Regions from separate parts of the Homo sapiens genome. Here region 1 is linked to region 2. Evidence: chromatin loops called from intact Hi-C (ENCODE). Cell type or tissue: PC-9. All regions are shown on one strand. Links, peaks and the distances in the headings refer to the core of each region. The heading gives the core; the rest is flanking DNA. Region 1 overlaps PDGFRB (platelet derived growth factor receptor beta). Region 2 overlaps HMGXB3 (HMG-box containing 3).

Region 1 (10,668 bases), core at 1,169-9,168, 80 kb before region 2:
CTCTTGACCCCACATCCCTTCTTCCCCATTCTCCAAGCTCCAGATATCAGCTGCATTTCAACTTGTGACTTGCCTTCTTTCTTACCCTGGCACTGTCAATATCAAACATTAGAGCTGGAAGGGACCAGCTCTAACATTTGATTTATGCTCTTCTGGGAGCATCCCTATTCTGTAACGGGGAGACAGAGGGCCAGAGATGGCAAATGACTTGCCACACAGCAATTCAGGGGATGGCCAGAAACCCAGTTCCCCTGATTTATTCACGGCTCCACTCCTGGCAGATCCCACCGTGGGCTTCCTCCCTAATGATGCCGAGGAACTATTCATCTTTCTCACGGAAATAACTGAGATCACCATTCCATGCCGAGTAACAGACCCACAGCTGGTGGTGACACTGCACGAGAAGAAAGGGGACGTTGCACTGCCTGTCCCCTATGATCACCAACGTGGCTTTTCTGGTATCTTTGAGGACAGAAGCTACATCTGCAAAACCACCATTGGGGACAGGGAGGTGGATTCTGATGCCTACTATGTCTACAGACTCCAGGGTGAGCCCCCTTTCTGGCCTGATGCTCAGCAGAGGCAAGTATAACCCTCCACAGAGGAATAGCCCTTTACAGTTTACAAAGTGTGGGACTCCACTTCCCAGTGGATTCTCACCACAGCCTTCGAAGGAAGATAGTGTTTTCCCCATGTTACAGAAGAGGGAAACTCAGGCGCAGAGAGAGGATGGAGCTTGTCCCCTGTCGCAGAATTCGATAGTGGCAGAGCTGGCCTGTGCAACATGGTCGGTGAGGGCACAAGCTTCAGAGCCAGCTGGGTCGAAATCCCAGCTTTGCTATTTCCTGTCTGAGTGACTTTACACAAAGCACATAATCTCTCTGAGCCTGCTTCCCCTCTTGTAACGTGGGGATAACAATGGCTGCCTACCTCATAGGATCAATTGTGAAGATTAAATAAAAGATGGAGAGTACCTGGCACATGTTATGTGCTCAATACATTTCTCCTGTACATAGATCTCCAGAGGGTACTTTGATTTCCAGACTGTTATCCCTTCTAGAACGTCAGCTCCATAAGAACAGAGATTTTGTCCACTTTGTTCACTACTGTTGCTCCAGTGTCCAGAATAGTACTTGGCATGTAGTAGGTATTCAGTAAATATTTGTTGAATGAATGAATCTTCTACATCAGTCATCCTTTCCCTCTCTAGCCCCCTACCCTATCCCCAAGCTGAAGTGCTAGTGGCTGGTGGTGACTTCCCCAGACCTAAGCCAATCTCTCTCTACCAGTGTCATCCATCAACGTCTCTGTGAACGCAGTGCAGACTGTGGTCCGCCAGGGTGAGAACATCACCCTCATGTGCATTGTGATCGGGAATGAGGTGGTCAACTTCGAGTGGACATACCCCCGCAAAGAAGTAATGTGGGGCCAGGCAGGGGTCGGAGGAGGGGCCAGGAACGGGTGGATATCTGGCTTGCAGGCTGATTTCTCCCCGGCCCCTCCTGATTTGGGGGGCCTGCCCAACCTGTTGCTGCAGAGTGGGCGGCTGGTGGAGCCGGTGACTGACTTCCTCTTGGATATGCCTTACCACATCCGCTCCATCCTGCACATCCCCAGTGCCGAGTTAGAAGACTCGGGGACCTACACCTGCAATGTGACGGAGAGTGTGAATGACCATCAGGATGAAAAGGCCATCAACATCACCGTGGTTGGTGTGTGCCTTGGGCTCAGCCCAATCCCCAATTCCTTCAACGCTCCCCACCCTCACCCACTTTGCTGGGTGCAGAGTGATGGTGAGAGTTGCATTTTTGATACAGTGATCAGGGCTGAGCTGGACCCAGTGCCTGTCACAGCCCCGGGGTATAGTCAGCCACACTCCAGTGCAGCCCTAGCTAGCCTCTGTGCCAACCAAAACCCCAATTCCAGGATAAACCCCAAACCAAAATGTAGTGTCAGCCCCAAATCCAACCCTATCTCAACCTAGACTTTCTGACTAGCCAGAGCCCCAGCCCCAACCTGACTTCCAAGCCCAACTGCCATCCCAGGTCCGGGAAGCCCCATCCCCAAATTCAACCTTATCACTAGTCCCAGCATCAGCCACAGTACTGACCCAGAACAGAGAACTGTTAGTACAACTCTGTTCCCAACCTGGGAGCTGGCCCCAGCATCCATATTAGCCCCAAATTCGGCCCCTTCTCCAGGCCCTGTCCCCAGCCCAATTTCAACCTCAGCTCCGGAAACTCCATGGCTGGCACGGTCCCCAGGCCTGAAGCCCCACCCCACAGGCTGGCCTCCTTTGGGATTCAGTTGGTGCCCTGCCCCCAGGGCCCCGCCCCTGACGGTCACCCCTTGCAGAGAGCGGCTACGTGCGGCTCCTGGGAGAGGTGGGCACACTACAATTTGCTGAGCTGCATCGGAGCCGGACACTGCAGGTAGTGTTCGAGGCCTACCCACCGCCCACTGTCCTGTGGTTCAAAGACAACCGCACCCTGGGCGACTCCAGCGCTGGCGAAATCGCCCTGTCCACGCGCAACGTGTCGGAGACCCGGTGAGCAGCTCGCTCTCCCATCCCATTCTTGAAGTTATTTTTCTTTGCAGCCGCCAGGCAGCCCTCGGCTTTCAGCCACAAACCTAGGCCCAGCTTTCTGAGAGCATATTAGGTGCCAGGTGCTGGGGATGCTGCAGCGACCAGAGCTGACAGTTCATCCCTCCTAGAGTTTCTAGTCTAGTGGAGGAAACAGTCGCCGGTCAGATGATCACCCAGATGTTTAGTTGTCCTTGTGATGGGTGGGGCCAGCAGTAGCAGCCAAGAAGTAAACGGGCAGATGACTGGGGAAGAGGGTGCCAGGCAGGCCACTCATGGCCTGTGGTATCCCTGAGGCTGGAGATTTGCTGGCTGACAGAGACTGTGGTAGGTTAGGATGGAGCAGTGTCCACCTTTCTGAAGGGGAGAGAAATAGGACTTTCCTTCAATGCTCCCCACCCCCACCCACAGTTCATCTCAACCCTCCCTCTTGGCCTAGGGGAACTGCCTGTGGGTGAGGATTTACGAGACCTGGTTTGAGTCCCGGCTCTGCTACCAATGCCGAGATGACCTTGGCAAGCCCTTCCCCTCCCTGGGCCTTGTTCCTCTTTATACCAGGAGGGTGGGGAGAACTGTAAGAGTCCTTCCGACTCTGACAGCTGCCTTTCCTGCTCCCCAGGTATGTGTCAGAGCTGACACTGGTTCGCGTGAAGGTGGCAGAGGCTGGCCACTACACCATGCGGGCCTTCCATGAGGATGCTGAGGTCCAGCTCTCCTTCCAGCTACAGATCAATGGTGATGAGCACGCCCCTCGCCATGTCCCTGCTCCTTCCCCTCCCTGCCCCCGTTCCCTCTCCCTTCCTGCACTGTCCACCCACCCATGGGAGGAGTGGGAGAGGGAGCCTGGAACTCAGGAGATGGATTCTAGGCCACTGACCCACTGCCGTGTGAACCTGGCCTCTGGGCCTCAGTTTCCCCAGCTGTATAAGGAGGCCATCTGGCTAGATTGGTGTTTCCAAAACTTCAGGCACTTAGGTACCAAGGCCATGATTTTCCCTTCTCACATTCCACTTATACTGTACTATTAACTCGATAGGTATTTATTGAGCAACTACCATATGCCTGTCTCTTCAAGGTTCTTGAACTTCCCTCCCTGCCTTTGTGCAGCTTGCATCCAAGTAGGGGAAGACAAACACTAACAGTAGGGAGGAAAACCCCAGCAAATTACATAGGTTAGAAGGTAACTAACACTGCGGGAGAGGAAAAACAGGGGCCGGGTAGGGAAGGTTGAGAGTGCTGGGCACAGAGTGATGGTGTGAGTTGCATTTTTGATACAGTGATCAGGGCTGAGGAAGTGACATTTGCATGAAGACCTGAAGAAGGTGAGGACATTAGCTTAGTGGATATTTGGGGAAAGGGTACCTCGGGCAGTGCAAAGGCCAGAGCAATCACTGAAAGGCTTGTGTGGTTGGAACAGGGCTGTTGGGGAGAGTGGTGGGAGATGAAGTCAGAACGGGGATAGGGCAGTGGGGGCTGGGAGAAGGGCAAATCGCATAGGTCTTTGTGGGCCTGGTGCAGACTTTGGCTTTTACTATGACCGAAATGAAGAGCCATGGCAGGGTTTTGAGCAGAGAAATGACATGATAATGACTTAATGTTTTGTTAATTGACTTTCTAAAAACAAATTTATTTTGAAAGACAAAATGTAACCTCTCTATTGTAGGTGGAAAATCGGCATCACATGTCATAAATATAAAGCAACCACTAAAATAAACTCAGAGAAGACCAAACAATGCTATTAAATGCTGGCTTCATGAGCTTGGTGGCCCAGGGTTCTGAGCTTGAGGCCTAGCCTCCCTTTGTTAAAAGGGAAGATTAGCAAGTCTCAGAGAGGTGTTAAAGACAGACTAGCACCCTGCTGAGGCGTTCCCTTTGAAGTACCCAGAAGGGAACCCATCGGTTTTCACACTGATTCCTGGTATTTAATGTTCACCTGCAGTCTACAGCCCTCCTCCCCCAAGAGAGTCTCTGGGCCAGGTCCTCCCCTGAGGACCTGTCCTGTTAACTGTCCTGACCCTCCCGCCTCCTAACTCAGTGCTCTCTCCATGCAGTCCCTGTCCGAGTGCTGGAGCTAAGTGAGAGCCACCCTGACAGTGGGGAACAGACAGTCCGCTGTCGTGGCCGGGGCATGCCCCAGCCGAACATCATCTGGTCTGCCTGCAGAGACCTCAAAAGGTGAGCAGACCTGGGCCTCAGTCTCCCAGTGTCCCCAGCTGGCTAGAAAAAGCTCGTGAAGGTTATCTAGTCCCGCCCGTTCTTCTTGGCATATTGTTCCGGGCATAGAGTTGCATCCTAGGAGGCCAGGTCACCACCTCCTTGGTCCTACTCTGTATGACCTAAATGGTCCCTTTTCCTTACCTTTACCCCTGGGCAGTTTGGCCTAGCAAAGTGCAGGGTCTGAGCCCCAGAGACCTCACCCGCCCTGTAGATCAGTTCTGCACTCCTGGCCAGGTCGATTCTAATGCAGTGGACAGAGGCAGGATTCAGTGCAGGTTCTGCCTCTACCCCATACGCCGTGTGACCCCGTGGGTCAAATAAGAATGGATTTTGCAATCCACGTTGTCAGTTCTGGGATGGGAGCACCCCCTGCTGACCAGTAGAGGGAGCACAGGAGGAGCCCGCTCGGAAACAGGCAGTGGGACATAGGAACTGGACACGTCCTGCCTCCTTCCACCAGTTTCTCCTCAGTTTCCCTGTCTGCAAGGGGAAGGGGCTGGCAGCCAACCCTACCGGCTCTCCTGGCAGGTGTCCACGTGAGCTGCCGCCCACGCTGCTGGGGAACAGTTCCGAAGAGGAGAGCCAGCTGGAGACTAACGTGACGTACTGGGAGGAGGAGCAGGAGTTTGAGGTGGTGAGCACACTGCGTCTGCAGCACGTGGATCGGCCACTGTCGGTGCGCTGCACGCTGCGCAACGCTGTGGGCCAGGACACGCAGGAGGTCATCGTGGTGCCACACTGTGAGTCCCCAGCCTCAGTGGCCCCTGACGATCCCAATCCCTACCTTAATCCTGCCTAATTGGTAATGTGCCCATGTACCCACAGCAGGCCAAAGGAGTTAGCATGCCCAGGGGCAAACAGGAGCATTGTGAAACCCTGTTGTGTACATGCATAGGAACACATTCTGGCAAACACAATATGGGTACACACGTGTACAAACACAAGTCTGTAAGCCATGGATATGAATATCCTTCAGTGTGGTGTACATATACTATATGTATGTCGTAAGCCATGTACATGAGCATGCCTGTTCCTTGAACATAGGTGCAAATCCTCTGTGTGTAGATATGTAAATCGTCTACTGAAGAATGCCCAATCTCCAGTCACTCCTGTAAAGCTAGAGTGTATGTGTATAAGCATACACCTGTGCACTATGCCTGTCCATGTATGTAAACCCACCACGTGTTTGTAAGCCATGTACATGAGCATGCCTAATTCCCAGACATCTGTTTAAACCCCACAGTGTATGTCTGTATGCATGTACCGGTGGGTACACAATTCCTGTACATGTGTACAAGCAATGCATGTACAATTCCTTTGCATGCATGCAAACTGGCATAGTGCATGTCTGTAAGCATATAATTGGAGCACACCTTTCTAGAAAAGTGTACAAGCATAATTCCCGTACACATGTGCCTGCTGTACAATGTACATCTGTTAGCAGGTACACATACACGTGTAATTTCTGTGCGTATGAACAATGCCTACCAGTGTCTTGATGCTTTTGTGTATCTAGCTGCCCGTCCTTATGCATACATGCACCTGTATGAGTGTGCTTCATTTATTCACCTTTCTTCTTCATTCGATAAATATGAGGACCCAACTTCTCATTGAAGTATAAAGGTCAAAGGGCTCAGCCCTGCCTGGACCTCCTAGTACCCATAGTCCAGAGAGAGAAGGCAGACAAGGAACTTGGCAATTCCCTCCGGGATCACCACATTAGGGGCAAAGCCTGGAGGGAGAAGGGGTCCCATGCCCAGCTATGGGATTCAGGAAAGTATTCTAGAAAAGGAACCTTTAGGTGAAAACCTGAAAAATGACTAGAAGTTAGCCTGGTAAGGAATGGTGTCCCACTCAGAGGGAATGGCCTGTGTAAAAGCCCAGAGGCAAAATGAGTTCCTAGAAATGAAAAGAGTTCAACTCAATCTGGCTGGAGGATCGAGTGTGTGGATACTTAGGGGCTGGAAGGGTGGCAGATAAAGGGGAAGGAAGTGCTATGGGATGGAGCTACAGGGGTCGGCAGATCTAGAGCAGGCAGGGCTCCAAAGGCCATGTGAGGCATCTTGGTCTCTGTGTATGCAGGTCCCTGGGCATGTTCAGGCACGTGCCTGTCTAGAGCTGCCTCCTGTCCCCTGCCCTGTGGTGGATGGGTGGGCTTCTTTCATCCCCTCATTTCACCCATGCTCCCACACATGCATACACATTCTCTGAGCAAGTGGGTATCTGGGCAGACAGTGTGGACAGCCTGAGTGGAAGACCAGCTCTGAGCCAAGGCAGATGTGACACTTTTGTGTGACTAAAGCCTGAGCGGGAAGCTGAGCACCAGCACACAGGGCCTAGGATGGCTGCAAGAGGGCTCCTTCATGCCTCCAGCGATGGCTGCCTAGAAGATGCAGGCTTCCTTCCCAGGACCGAGATGTGTGATGAGCGGGAGGAGGGAGGAGAAGAGGGATGTTGGTCTGGGACCCTGAGGAGGAAGGCATGGCGAGGATAGGTAAGGGTAAGGGAGAATGGATAAGGGGTGAGAGACGAAGTTGGAGAGGGAAGCAGAGGTAGAGTCATGAAGCCTCTGCCTTATGTGCCATTTTAGGAGTTTGGCCTTTTTCCTTTACTGATAACATGGGGAAGCATCCAAAGTTTTTTTTTTTTTTTTTTTTTTTTTTAAGATGGAGTCTGGCTCTGTTGCCCAGGCTGGAGTGCAGTGGTGTGATCTCGGCTCACTGCAAGCTCTGCCTCCCGGGTTCAAACAATTCTCCTGCCTCAGCCTCCCAAATAGCTGGGATGACAGCAGTCCACCACCACGCCCAGCTATTTTTTGTATTTTTAGTAGAAATGGGATTTCACCATATTGGCCAGGCCGGTCTTGAACTCCTGACCTCGTGATCCGCCCACCTTGGCCTCCCAAAGTGCTGGGATTACAGGCATGAGCCACTGCACCCAGCCTCCATCCAAAGATTTTAAGCATAACAATGGCATTCACTTAGTAATTCAACAAATAGTACCAGCTACCTACCATGTGCCAGGTGTGGTTTTAGGGACTGAGGTTATAGCAATGGATGGGGAGGAGGAGGTGGGACAGGACTCCCTAGGGAGCAAAGAAGCATAGATTGGGGACAGAAGAGGAGGGAATGAGTTCCATAGGACCTCATGGGTGGCCAGCAGGGCAGGGCAGGGGAGAGGCAGGTCTGGCGGGGCTGGATGAGGAGAGTGGGAAGCTGTACAGCGAAGAGGCTGAGGCCTTGAGGGTGGAGGAGACTCGAGGCTTGTAAGGGCCAGTGTGAGCCCCACTTTGTTAACTACCGTCACCACTCCAACCCCAACTGGGCCCTTTGGGTGAAGTGGGGAGAAGTGGCCTCCGTGCTGAGGTCTGGATTCATCAGGCTGGGGGTCTCAGCCATTGCTCCCTCAGTGGCCACTCACTCAGTCCACCGGCCACTCGGTCAGGCATGGAGCTTGGAGTCTGACCGAGCTGTGGCAGCCCCAGCAAGGGTGTGGACTCAGAGGAGAGGTAAGCCACAACCCAGCCCTCAGGGGCTCCAGGGCTAATGGGAGGTCCAGGCAATGGACAGGAACTCAGAACAGGATTTGCACCCCGTCCAGAGCTCTGGCAGCAAGGCCAGACTGACTGGCAGGGCTGAAGGGACGTGGAGGCCAGCAGTGATCTGAGTGGGGGTAGTTACTGAGGGGATGGAGTATTTACAGGACAGTCTGAACGTGTGGCCTAGAGCGAGATGCTGAGGGTCTGACACTGCAGGCTGATGGGGAGGTGGGCGCTTCTATTCTGGACAGGATGTGTACGGAGGGATCTATGATGCCAAAGATGGGGTGAGGGGAGGGTAGCTGCCCAGTTTGCTCATGGCCTGCTCTCATCTCTGCCTCCAGCCTTGCCCTTTAAGGTGGTGGTGATCTCAGCCATCCTGGCCCTGGTGGTGCTCACCATCATCTCCCTTATCATCCTCATCATGCTTTGGCAGAAGGTAAGCCCCTCCCTGGCCCAGTGGGTGAAGACTGGCACATCATTATTTTGCATAAATTCCACCCCTCTGCCCTCCTTGAATGCTGCGTGATCTGGCCACATGCAGGGCTCAGCATGGAACTCAGGTGGGGACTTGTGACGCTGGCTGTCTCAGCTTCCTCCACCCCCAGCAGTCTGGGCCAACCTGAGCCTGGCCCGAGCTATCCAGGATTCCCTTCCCCTACTGTGTCATTAAGTCCCCGGGTCCTGCTGAGACACCATTCCTCTCATCCTAGCCATGGAGCATGGGACCTTTGAGGTGGACTGCATGGGCTCCAGGATTCTTCCAGGTCTCACCCATGGAGAACCTGTGATTCTACTGAAATGCATTCTGATCCTATTAGTCTGTAATTTCAGTGTTCTGCTTTGAGATTTTACCATTCTGTGATTCCAACATTTTAAGCTTCCTGAATCAGGATTACAGCACCTCATGATCCCATCTTTCTAAAATTCCAGTCCTGTGGTTCCAACACCTTAAGATGTCAACATTCTAAGCTTACATCTTTCTGACTTGCCCAGCACTGGGGAGGGCCATCCGCATCCAGCCGAGTACCCTACCTGGTGTCACTTTCTGGGGTCACCTGCTCTACTACTTCCATCTGAGGAGCAGCGAAGGCTGGGAGAGAAGCTAGAGAGGAGGTTCTCATGAGCCAGGCCCTCAGCTGCCAGTTGCTCCTCAGTCTGCCAAGTCCTGAAGCCTCCTCTGGGGCCCCTTGGTCCCTGTTCCCTCCGAGCCCACGAAGACCTTGGCTCAGTTGAGCACTTGCTGTGTGACTTCAAATATGCCCCTGCCCCTCTCTGGGCCTCAGGGTCTCCTGCCCCATGTGTCCTAGACGGACGAACCTAATGGGGCTCAGGGCCTGAGACTCCCTCTGATAACTAATTCCTGGGGTTGGTCCTCCAGAAGCCACGTTACGAGATCCGATGGAAGGTGATTGAGTCTGTGAGCTCTGACGGCCATGAGTACATCTACGTGGACCCCATGCAGCTGCCCTATGACTCCACGTGGGAGCTGCCGCGGGACCAGCTTGTGCTGGGTCAGTCCTGAGAGGCCTCATGTGGCAGTGTGGGGACTCAAGTTGGGTGGGAAGACTCTCTGAGGTCTGGTCCCAGCCTTGCCATGACTAGCTATGAGACCTAGGGCTGGTGTCTTGCCTTCTCTGGCCCTCCATCTCCTACTATGTACAATGAGAGCAAGACCATCCCCCAGGAACTGCCTAGCATTGAGGTTCTATGATCCTGTGACCCTGTGAGACGGGATCCCTATGTGGCAAAAGTGGAAGGATTGAGGACAGGCTGAGTAGCAGGCCTGGTCTGGCTGGGGAAGCTGAGGAGGTACAGAGAAGCGTGCTCCCTTGGGAGGGAAGAAACTTTCCAGAGATTAAAGATGGGGCAGAAAGCAGGCAGGACTTAGATGAGATACCAGGAAAGACAGGGAGGTATTGTGGTTGCAGGAGTGTGTTTAGGGAATATCCTGAGTCCAAGGTGGTTTAAGTAATGTCTAGGTTGACCTAAGAGAGTGGCTCTTTCCCCTCACTGGGCAGGAAGGGTGATAGCGGCCGGGGGTAGGGGAGTGGGGGGAGGGGGGCAGCTGGGGGAGCGGTGCAGCTTCCTGGTAGGCCAGGAGCTAATGGATCATCTCTGCACCAGGACGCACCCTCGGCTCTGGGGCCTTTGGGCAGGTGGTGGAGGCCACGGCTCATGGCCTGAGCCATTCTCAGGCCACGATGAAAGTGGCCGTCAAGATGCTTAAATGTGAGTAGTCCTTGGAGCCCTCCACATCTGGGCCTTCACCTCTCCCTGCCCCTCCCCACACACTTAGCCTCTCCCAGGGTGGCCTGATGCTGATTTG
Region 2 (10,668 bases), core at 1,176-9,175:
CCCAGCCTGCATTTGCCCCAAAGAATATGTAAGCGAAGGGATCCCAGGGAGGGAAAAGGACACCCCAGGCTTTCGCTGGAAAGGGATGGAAGGCCGTGTGGCCCTGATCTTTCCCTGTCCAAAATGTTCCAGGGTCAGACTTTATCTCTCCCATAGTGGACACAACAAGCCCCTTTTGAGTTCAAGCTATGGGGGATGTTCTCAGAGAAGCAGCTGTTCACTAGGGCTGGTCCTAACCGACCACTTTTCCTTTTTTTTTTTTTTTTTTTTTGAGACAGCATCTTGCTCTGTAGCCCGGGCTGGAGCGCAGTGATGTGTGCAATCATAGCTCACTGCAGCCTCAATCTTCAGGGCTCAAGCAATCCTTTGGCCTCAGCCTCCCAAACAGCTGGGACTACAGGTGTGCACCACCAAGCCCAGCTATTTTTAAAAAATTTTTTAGTAGAGATGGGATCTCACTATGTTGTCCAGGCTGGTCTGGAACTCCTGGCCTTATGCAATCCTCCTGCATCAACCTCCCAAAGTGTTGGGATTACAGGAATGAGCCACTGCACCTGTCCCTAAACAGACTTTTAAGAGATCGTTATTACAGTTACCCTGAGGATACCAAAATGGCCTCATCTGTCAGAATGAGGGTGATGAGAGTACCCTTCTGCAAGGGTTACTGTGAGGATTAAATGGTAAAGCATGCCAAGGACTTGGCATAGGTTTTATACTAAACTTACTTTGACTGGGTTTGGGGACCTCTGCTGGGTAGGTCTCTCTAGGGGTGTGTGTTAATGGCCCCTGGACCCTAGGGAGCTGCCCATGGGCATCCTCTGTCCTATCTCCCAGATACAGCATCATGCAGGCCTGCTGGGCCTTGGAGCCCACCCACAGACCCACCTTCCAGCAGATCTGCTCCTTCCTTCAGGAGCAGGCCCAAGAGGACAGGAGAGAGCGGGTGAGTGGGGTGAGGCTTGGGGTGGGTGGCCGGTAAAGCACGTTGGGCTGGGCCTGATGGATCTGGACTGACAGTTTCTGGTCCCTCCCACCCTCAGGACTATACCAATCTGCCGAGCAGCAGCAGAAGCGGTGGCAGCGGCAGCAGCAGCAGTGAGCTGGAGGAGGAGAGCTCTAGTGAGCACCTGACCTGCTGCGAGCAAGGGGATATCGCCCAGCCCTTGCTGCAGCCCAACAACTATCAGTTCTGCTGAGGAGTTGACGACAGGGAGTACCACTCTCCCCTCCCACAAACTTCAACTCCTCCATGGATGGGGCGACACGGGGAGAACATACAAACTCTGCCTTCGGTCATTTCACTCAACAGCTCGGCCCAGCTCTGAAACTTGGGAAGGTGAGGGATTCAGGGGAGGTCAGAGGATCCCACTTCCTGAGCATGGGCCATCACTGCCAGTCAGGGGCTGGGGGCTGAGCCCTCACCCCCCCCTCCCCTACTGTTCTCATGGTGTTGGCCTCGTGTTTGCTATGCCAACTAGTAGAACCTTCTTTCCTAATCCCCTTATCTTCATGGAAATGGACTGACTTTATGCCTATGAAGTCCCCAGGAGCTACACTGATACTGAGAAAACCAGGCTCTTTGGGGCTAGACAGACTGGCAGAGAGTGAGATCTCCCTCTCTGAGAGGAGCAGCAGATGCTCACAGACCACACTCAGCTCAGGCCCCTTGGAGCAGGATGGCTCCTCTAAGAATCTCACAGGACCTCTTAGTCTCTGCCCTATACGCCGCCTTCACTCCACAGCCTCACCCCTCCCACCCCCATACTGGTACTGCTGTAATGAGCCAAGTGGCAGCTAAAAGTTGGGGGTGTTCTGCCCAGTCCCGTCATTCTGGGCTAGAAGGCAGGGGACCTTGGCATGTGGCTGGCCACACCAAGCAGGAAGCACAAACTCCCCCAAGCTGACTCATCCTAACTAACAGTCACGCCGTGGGATGTCTCTGTCCACATTAAACTAACAGCATTAATGCAGTCAGCCTCTGGTTCTTTGTGCCACATGAGTACCTGCAAATTCCCTGGAACGTCTTTCTTTCCTTCCCTCCTTCACATGAAGTGACGAGCTCACAGCTGTGGAGCTTGACCACACTGTGCCCCATACGATGTGCACGGAATTGACTCCTGCTACACCAAAACCAGATAATTTAATAAACTTTATTCTTGTTGGGGGAAGAGGGAGGGAAAAAAAGCCACCTACTCCACTCAATAAATTAACACATGGCCAATTCCCAGGCCCTAAACAAACCTTGGGCACTTGAGCCAGTCCTGCTGTTTCCTTATGGCCCAGTCTGCTTCCCCTTCATAGAAGGGAGTTTTTCCTACTGCTGCTAGGTTATGTCATGACCAGGGACCACATCCCCTCTGTGGAGAGGGTCCCAGGCCCAGAGAGGATATTGGCTGCAGCAGCAGTGGCCAGGGAAAGGAGGAAGGGGATGCTCTTCCTCAAAGCTTGGGGTGGAGAGGACAGTGCTGGAAGAGAGCTGTGGCTGACTGTTCCTCCCTCCTCAGCTTCCCCCAAATGTGGGTACAGGAAGAGCAAGAGAGAAATGCATCCCTCCTTCAGGGAGAATCAAGAGCCCAAAGGGACCCCTAGAGTTAATGAGGCCACCCAGGCCCCTAGTCAAAGGCAACAGGCTAAGCAATTCATCAGACTGAGGGGGCTGAAACCAGGGCTCCTCAGGGGTGGGAGAGACCTCAGCAGCCTTCCCACCTAGTGCTGGGGCTCACGCCTTAGCCCACCCAGGACCTCCACCCTGACCCACACCGCAGGCCCCACGGAACCCACCAGCTACGAGCCTTTCCCTCAGCCTCCCCTCCATTAAACATACCGTGTCCCCCAAGTGCTCTCTCGGGGCCAGAAGAGGTTTCCTGGTACCACTCCTGACCCCTGGAGGGTTGAGAACTGAGGACCCTGGGTCCCACCATGCTCAGGGAATGGAAGCTCTTTGGTCAGTCCCAGCAGTCAGAGGCCCTCCCCACAGGAGACCACTTCTGCAGGTCCCCTGGATAGCTCTGCCTCAGGCAAGGGCCTTACTATGGCTTGAGAGATGGTGTAGTCCCTGTACAACAGCCTGGCTTATTCTGCCACTGCGGCCACCTCCTCTTCCTCACCCTCCTCCTCTGTCTCTGTCTTGATCTGAGCAACCCCAAGGCGGTAGAGGGTGTCACGAATGACCACCTCACCAGGCTGGCAGCTCTGTACAATGTCATGGATCTGACGATTGACAATTTCGCGGCTGGTGAGGAAGTCCATGAGGCGGTTGTAGAGGTAATAGTGAGTGGCATTGTCGAAGGCAATGGGCCGCTGGCGGACACCGTTTGGTTTGCTGTCCACGATGGAGGCCAGGATGGTTGCGTAAGGTGCCAATTCAGGGCACAGGGCCAAGGAGTGGTGCCCAGCACTGGGGTCACCAGGATTGGGCTGTAGGCCTGCATGGACGATGCGCCGCGTGGCAGTCTTGGTGACTGGGTGCTGGATAGAGTGCTCAGTTTCTGTCATGTCCACAGTATAATGCTGGTCCAAGAGCTCTGGGCAGGACACACTCTAGAAGAGAAATGAGAATGCATTTTGATAAGAAGGAATGACTAAGGTGGAACCCATCTGGTGACGAGAACACTCTAGGCTCAGCCAGCCCTCTTTGAATCCTAACATCACCATGTACTGTGTCTCCTAGGCCAACCCCTGCCCGCCAGTGCCTCCATTTCCTCATGTGAGAACAGGGACAGTAACAGTGGCCACCTTCCAGAACAGATGTTGGATTACTTATGCTATTATTGCCCCCGGTCCATTCAGGCCAGTGGCTGCAGGGGAGCAGAAAGATCAGGCTCTGACTGAGGTTAAGACACTTTTCTGGAGTCCCCAGCATGCTCATGGAGCCAGTGAGCCCCAGGGAGTAATGACAATAATGACTCCTCCAAGGCAAAGCCAGAGGCCTTCACTTCCTATAATGCATCCTGGCTGGGGCACTCAACCTTTGTTATTCTTCCCTTCTTCCTAATTATCAGTTCTGACATCTATTTCAGCAAAGGCCAAAGGCTGGCCTGCTGGCCTTGGAGGGTACATGACTGGTGAGAAATACTGTCTGGTACAATATACCAAGACACAGAGACAAGGGCTCTGCCACTAATCTGCTGTGGGACCCGGAAAAGTCCATTTCCTCCTCTGGGCCTTAGCTTCCCCTTTTAATAAAAGGAGAGGGTTGGATAAGATGAGTGTTTTCTAAACCAGTGTATCTTCAGATCACAACAGGCATGCCATACAGTGTTATCCATGGTCAACTAAATGTAAGACATGGTGAATTAAACTAATCCAGGGCTGGCTGGGGCCTTTAATATGTCAGTGTGCACAATAACTCTCAAAGGTGGCAACTTTCTAGGCTTCTCTGGAAGGCAACCTCTTTTAACACAAGGTTTGGGATATCCTGGGCACACTAAGTGATATACTGTGGCCTCAAACAGAGGGCTTGGTCAGTAAAAACTTACGGAGTAGGCTGGGCGTGGTGGCTCATGCCTGTAATCCCAGCACTTTGACAGGCTGAGGCATGTGGATTGCTTGAGCCCAGGAGTTTGAGAACGGCCTGGGCAAAATGGCCAAACCCCATCTCTACTAAAACACAAAAATTAGCCAGGTGTGGTGGTGTGTGCCTGTAATCCCAGCTACTCGGGAGGCTGAGGCACGAGAACTGCTTGAACCTGGGAGGCAGAGGTTGCAGTGAGCCGAGATAACACCACTGCACTCCAGCCTGGGTGACAGAGCAAGACATGGTAGGCTTGAGGAGACATGGCAGTTCCTCAGGAGGTGACTCACCACAGGTGGCTCTGTGGGGCTAGAGAAACAGCCCTGGTTCCTCCCCCACATCTGGTTAGTCAGCTCTGGGTAGCAGAGGTCAGCACACAGGGCCACTGACGTGGCCATATCTACCACATAGACAGGCGGCCAGTGGCGGGAAGAGGCAAGCAGGTCCACATGGTCACGGGCACTCTCACCTCGCACAAGATACTTGGAGCCGCAGACCACCTGGGAGATGAAGGGTGGGGGGCGCAGGGTTAATTAGGAAGCCAGTCTGCAGAGAGTGTACAGTTCTCACTCGCTTCTTCCCAGGAAGATGAGCAATCAGCTTCAGGGCCGAAGCCATGGCCATCCTGCCAGAGCCCATGGCATGCTGCTCCCTTCCTACTTCTGTCCTTAAATGAAGTCACCAGCTCATCCTTGCCCTTCTGAGAGACAGCTGGGAGCATCCTGTCCTCAACTTAGGCTGAAAGGCACCTCAGAACATCTTTCAAAACCCCACTCTCTCCACATCACCTACCAGTTCACTATGCTAGCTACATAGCAGCAGCAGCAGCTAAGAGCTGGTTAAGAATGGAGATGCCTGGGCCCGAGGTCAAACCTAAGAAACTAAGGTCTCTGAAGTAGGGTCTAAGCATCTGTATTTTGAGCAAGCTCCCCACCAGACCCCAGTGGGCTTGTTGCCCAGATGGGAATCCACAATGTAGCCTAGTAAACACCTCCACTGACAGGGCCCCCCAAGCACCATTCCACAACTCTGGGTACACCCACTTGGCTGTCACCTCCAAGTGATGCCACTCCCATCACAGCCCCCAAGATCTACAGCTCTCCCCGTGCTGTCAGCTGCTTCTCATGAGATGATCCCCTGTCGCATGAACACAATTCCCTGAGCAGGCTCTGATCTGCCCAGAGTAGAAGCATTAAGCATCTCCTTCAGACACAGCTTCTGTTAAAGTAGTTGGGAACTGGATTCTCTTTTTACAGCTAGATCCCCCTGCTGACTCATGTGCTTCAGTGAAGGCTCTGATAAGCCACCTCTCTCCCATTCAGTACCTGTTAAGGGGGGGGGTTTCCGTTCCAAGATCTACCTGGGCCCACTCTGTCATCTAGTACATAACCTGTCCTGGAGCTAACCCAGTGCCACCTTGTCCATACCCTTCCACAGATTTCCCATTCAAAACCATCCAAAAGGTCCCTCATCAGTCAGAATAAAATACGAACTGTTACTCTGGCCTAGAGAGCTCTATGTGATCTGGCCCCCCGGGGGAGCCCTCCAACACCCCCTCCTCTCAGCTCACTCTGTCTCCCCACTCACGGCCTTGGTGGTCCCTTGGCTGTGACACTCCTTCCCTGGCTTACCAATGGGCTCCTCCCTATCCTGCAGGTCTCAGTCTTCTCTGCCACCTCAGACAGCAGGTTCCTCCCTGTTACTTTCTATCTTAGGCCCTTATCTAATTTCTTCAGAGCCAATGCCACAAGCTGTGGTGACTTTATTTCCCCACTAAAATATACGGTCAACTAGGGAGGAACGACATCTTTGTCATTCTTTATACAAGCTCGCCCTTATACCCTCAACAGCTGATGCCCAGGATGTGGTAGGGTGCTTAAAAAATACTGACAGAAGACCCAGCCTCCCTCCCTAGCCCAGGGGGTAGCACCTGACCCGTGGGCAGCTATGCCGGAGGTTGCCCAGTGACCTAAGTCTAGCCCCCCAAAACTGAGCTGGATCAGTCCCTGTATGGGAAGTTCAACATTAGCAAATTCACTCCAAGCTCCCCCTAGTTATTTTCTTACCTGATGGGGGCACACCTTGTAGATTTTACCACCTGTGAAGTGACGTGGGGGCCGTATAGCTCTAGCTCCATTCTGTACAGATTCGTAGAGGGCCAACAAGGAGAAGCAGAGCTGGTCCTGGAGTAGAAGGACAAGATTAAAAACATAAGGGCGAATGCTAAGGGACCACGGCTGGTGCTCAGCATCACACACTCACCCAACACCCAAAGCAAAAGAATAAACTGCCTGGGTCAGAGCGGGCCTTGGAGCCTCATCAGCCCAACCTCCTCTAGGTACAGGTAAGCAATCGGAGGCCCTGAAAGGATTAGGTCACAGACAAAGCCAGCCAGACTGCTGATCAAGCTGCCAGACTCTGAGGCCTGAGTCCTTTCACTTTTTACAGGGCAAAGAAACCATCAAAGGGGAGCTAACATTTGAATCTGATCTTGAAGGAAGCATAACATTTTCAACAGCACAGAAATATGAAAGGGAAAGTAAATAATGTATGAATAAAACACATAGACACATACACTATGTAACAGTAGGCATTTTCTAAGAGCTTGCATAGGTAGTAACCAGACACTGTGTAAAGTGCATTCCTTACAACAATCTCACAAGGTTAGTATTTTGGTTATTTCCATTTTACAAACAAGGAAAATGAAGCTCAAAATATAAAGCAGCTTATCCAAGGTCACACACAGTAAGGAGGAGAGCCAGGATTCCTGACCCCAGAGCCTAGGCTCACAACCTTCAACAGGAGGAACTGTTAGAGGCCAGGCCCCACATACATGTCACATCTAGCTGTTGACCATCTCCTAGGCATCCCTGACTGCCAGCACCTTGTGTCCAAGGCAGATGCCATCACAGATATTCATATCCCTGACCTAAAAAGTGGACCAATCAGCCTACTCCAGAAGCCCCGATATCCACCACTGCCCTTGACACTCACCTTGGAGTCTTCTGCCCCAAAGGGGATTCCACACTGCCTTAGCAGGTGCTGCAGCTTCTCTTCACTGTAGGAGCCAATCTCATCAAGCTTGCAGGTGCCCTCCTGGAGCAGCCTCACCAAGGCACTGCCACTGCCTGCAAGAGACAACAGTGCTGGTGGGAGGGTGCTGCCGCCAGTCACCAGAGGCCAAGGCTAGGCCCACAAAACAGCAAACAGTGGAAGCCAGCTCTGCACCAAGCCCTCCCCCAGTGCTGGCAGAGGTGGAACTCAAGTCAGGTCCACGCTTTCTGCAGATATTTGAAGTCTATTACAACTGGCTTTCTGCCCTGGAACATCTGAGTGAGATATCCTGCATACCGCCACTGAAAAAAACCCTAAAATAAGTCAGCTTTTAATCCAGTCTTCTAAGGTTTTTCAGAACCAAGACCTCAGATGCTTACCATGACTGCATCAATAAGAAAAGAACAGCAGCTCTCGGTTTAAAAGTGCCCTCTACACAACGTTCCTGAACCTGGCTAGCACAAGAGAACTATGTGGGGGCACCTTAAAAAAATAATCCCTGGGGGCCGGGTGCAGTGGCTCACACCTGTAATCCTAGCACTTTAGGAGGCCGAGGCAGGTGGATTATCTGAGGTCAGAAGTTCAAGACCAGCCTGACCAATATGGTGAAACCCCATCTCTTCTAAAAATACAAAAAATTAGCCAGGTGTGGTGGTGTGGTGGCGTGCGCCTATAGTCTCAGCAACTTGGGAGGCTGAGACAGGAGAACTGCTTGAACCCGGAAGGCAGAGTTGCAGTGAGCCCAGATCACAACACTGCACTCCAGCCTGGGCAACAGAGCAGGACTCCGTCTCAAAAAAAAAAAAGATGCCTGGGCCCTTAAAATATTAGCAGGAATATGAGGTGGACCTCAGTATCTTTTTATTTTTATTTATTTATTTATTTTGAGACGGAGTCTCGCTCTGTCGCCCAGGCTGGAGTGCAGTGGCGCGATCTCGGCTCACTGCAATCTCCGCCTCCCGGGTTCACGCCATTCTCCTGCCTCAGCCTCCTGAGTAGCTGGGACTACAGGCGCCCGCCACCATGCCCGGCTAATTTTTTGTGTTTTTAGTAGAGATGGTGTTTCACCGTGTTAGCCAGGATGGTCTCGATCTCCTGACCTCGTGATCCGCCCGCCTGGGCCTCCCAAAGTGCTGGGATTACAGGCGTGAGCCACCGTGCCCAGCCTCAATATCTAATATTAGGAAGCACTGTTTGAGAACCAGTGGATCACAACATATTAAGTGATTACAATATCAATTGAGTGGGTCATATCCAAAAATTCAAAAATGAAATAAGATAGAAAATAAAGAAAAATACTGTTTTGGGAATGTTGTTTCAGTTATACACACTTGCATATGTACGAATATCATTCTGCGTCATGACACAAAATGTATTTCTCACTATGGGTTACAGTTAAAAAAGGCGGCTATCACTCTAACCGCATTAGCTCACTTTATCTTCAGTGATCTAGGAAGTGGGTAGCTATTATCGCACCCTCTTTGTAAAAGAAGCAACAGTGGCTTAGGGCAATGATGGGACCTGACAGAGGGTCACACAGCTAAGTGGCAAAGCTGGGAATCAAACTCAAGCTGTTAGAAACCTATCCTCTTACCCGCTAGTCCAGGGTTTCTCAATGTCTAATCCATAAAACTAGCTGCAAAACCCTCTGGGAGGCCTGTTTTGAAGGCAGATTCCTTGGCCTGCCCCTACACTTGCTCAATGAAAACCTTTGGGGATGGAGCCTTATCAGCATTTTTTATAGGAGTTCTGCTACTCAGTGTGTGTATCCCAGAAGGCTGACAATGAGCTGTGCGCCCCTGCTATGTAAGATGGAGGACAGCTCTTCAAAACTCTGCACCACAACTTTAAACTCTAGGGGATTTTGACACGGGCTGTTATTATCTTTCTGAAAGGAGTCCTGCAGCGGGGCCTGGCCCTCTCGCTACCACTGTGCTATCTTGCCATGGACAATGTCCCAGACTCTTGACTGAGCCCTTTTTTGACCCCAGTCAGCCACCAGGTGGCCTTACCAGGTACTGGCTGCACATCCAGGTTTTTGTCTTTCTCAGTGTTGACGACCACAGCTCCTCTCATGAGTGGTGGGAAGAAGGGGGCAATAACAGACGCATCAAATTTGGTGATAGGGATGCTGGCAGGAAATGCCACCTGCTCAATCACCTCTGTCTCCATCGTGGCCCAAAAGTCCTCCACATTTACCTCATTAGAGCCCAGGAATTCAGGCCAGGTGAACTAGAAGGTCAGGATAAAGAAGGTCAAACTGTGGGAGTCACAGAACATCAGCAACACAACAGCCTACCCCGTCATTATACACACAGGGAAGCCAAGGCTTGGTGAAGGGAAGTCAGACAGCCAGGCACTGCCACAGGGCCTTGAATTTGACAGCTCTGTACCCACCTGCCTTTTGGTCACATTTCTTTCCCTCACACCATAGTACTCTCCCAGACATGAATAGTTCCTAAATCCCTTCTGTTTCTATACCTTTGTTTATGTCATTTTCCCTGTCTTACAAAGAAAGTGGAGCTACCATTTGAGTACCTGTTATGTGCCAGACACTTTGTAATGAACTACTAAAAAACAAGTCTGGGGATGGCTGAGGTGAGTATTCAAGCACTCGAAGAGACAGAACAATCACGTCAACACAGGTCTAGTTCCAAAGCCCAAACCCTTACTGCTGATACCAGGCTGGCAAGAACGAGCAGAATCCTATTGAGTAAAATTCCAGCCATTTTCCAAGGCCCTGTGGATTGCCGACATCCTCCCACACATCATCAGCACACAGCTATCTCCTCTACCCAGGGCAGCATTTACTTATCTCTTATAGACATCTATTAATAGCGCTTGTGCTACTCAATTTTTCTTCTTGCAATGCCCTCTTATATGGCTCTCAAAACGTGACCCGGATCCTAATACCTCAATCACAGTTGTATAGCTTACTTATTAGAAATGTAAAAACCTTGGCCACATCTTGAGCTGTATGAACTAAACTCCTAATTTTGCATTTAAAAAAGTTTCCTCAGAGGAATGGTTCTCAAAGGGTGGTCCTGGACAAGCAGCAAGAGTATCATCTGACAACTTGTTAGAAATGCAAATTCCTGGCC

What was found. Peaks named below come from ENCODE experiments on the same cell type or tissue, not always from the same donor. Only the 100,000 strongest peaks of a DNase experiment are listed, where the experiment ranks them.
Region 1: a loop joins it to region 2, with 2.7 times the contacts of the local background. A loop is called at or near these places in 2 of 110 quality-filtered maps.

Annotation. Positions count from the first base shown.
Region 1 is chr5:150,124,630-150,135,297 of GRCh38, reverse strand. PDGFRB (platelet derived growth factor receptor beta) reads left to right here. Exons shown (of 23, transcript NM_002609.4): 4 at 282-548; 5 at 1,290-1,417; 6 at 1,538-1,712; 7 at 2,356-2,548; 8 at 3,204-3,319; 9 at 4,636-4,759; 10 at 5,330-5,541; 11 at 8,684-8,778; 12 at 9,721-9,853; 13 at 10,467-10,571. Among named protein-coding and RNA genes, the nearest start is that of PDGFRB, 26 kb to the left of the region's middle. RefSeq lists enhancers at 2,918-3,087, 4,760-5,370, 7,007-7,508. In PC-9, for the core only: CTCF peaks have their summits at 4,951 and 5,153; a DNase peak (open chromatin) is centred at 5,167; H3K4me3 peaks cover 278 bases.
Region 2 is chr5:150,044,597-150,055,264 of GRCh38, reverse strand. HMGXB3 (HMG-box containing 3) reads right to left here. Exons shown (of 20, transcript NM_014983.3): 16 at 9,580-9,799; 17 at 7,508-7,641; 18 at 6,580-6,696; 19 at 4,804-5,013; 20 at 2,137-3,540. The coding sequence ends at 3,073. It overlaps CSF1R (colony stimulating factor 1 receptor), which reads left to right. Exons shown (of 21, transcript NM_001288705.3): 19 at 1-28; 20 at 835-943; 21 at 1,041-1,970. The coding sequence ends at 1,196. Among named protein-coding and RNA genes, the nearest start is that of CSF1R, 37 kb to the left of the region's middle. In PC-9, for the core only: no CTCF peak of the experiment used is centred there; a DNase peak (open chromatin) is centred at 4,834.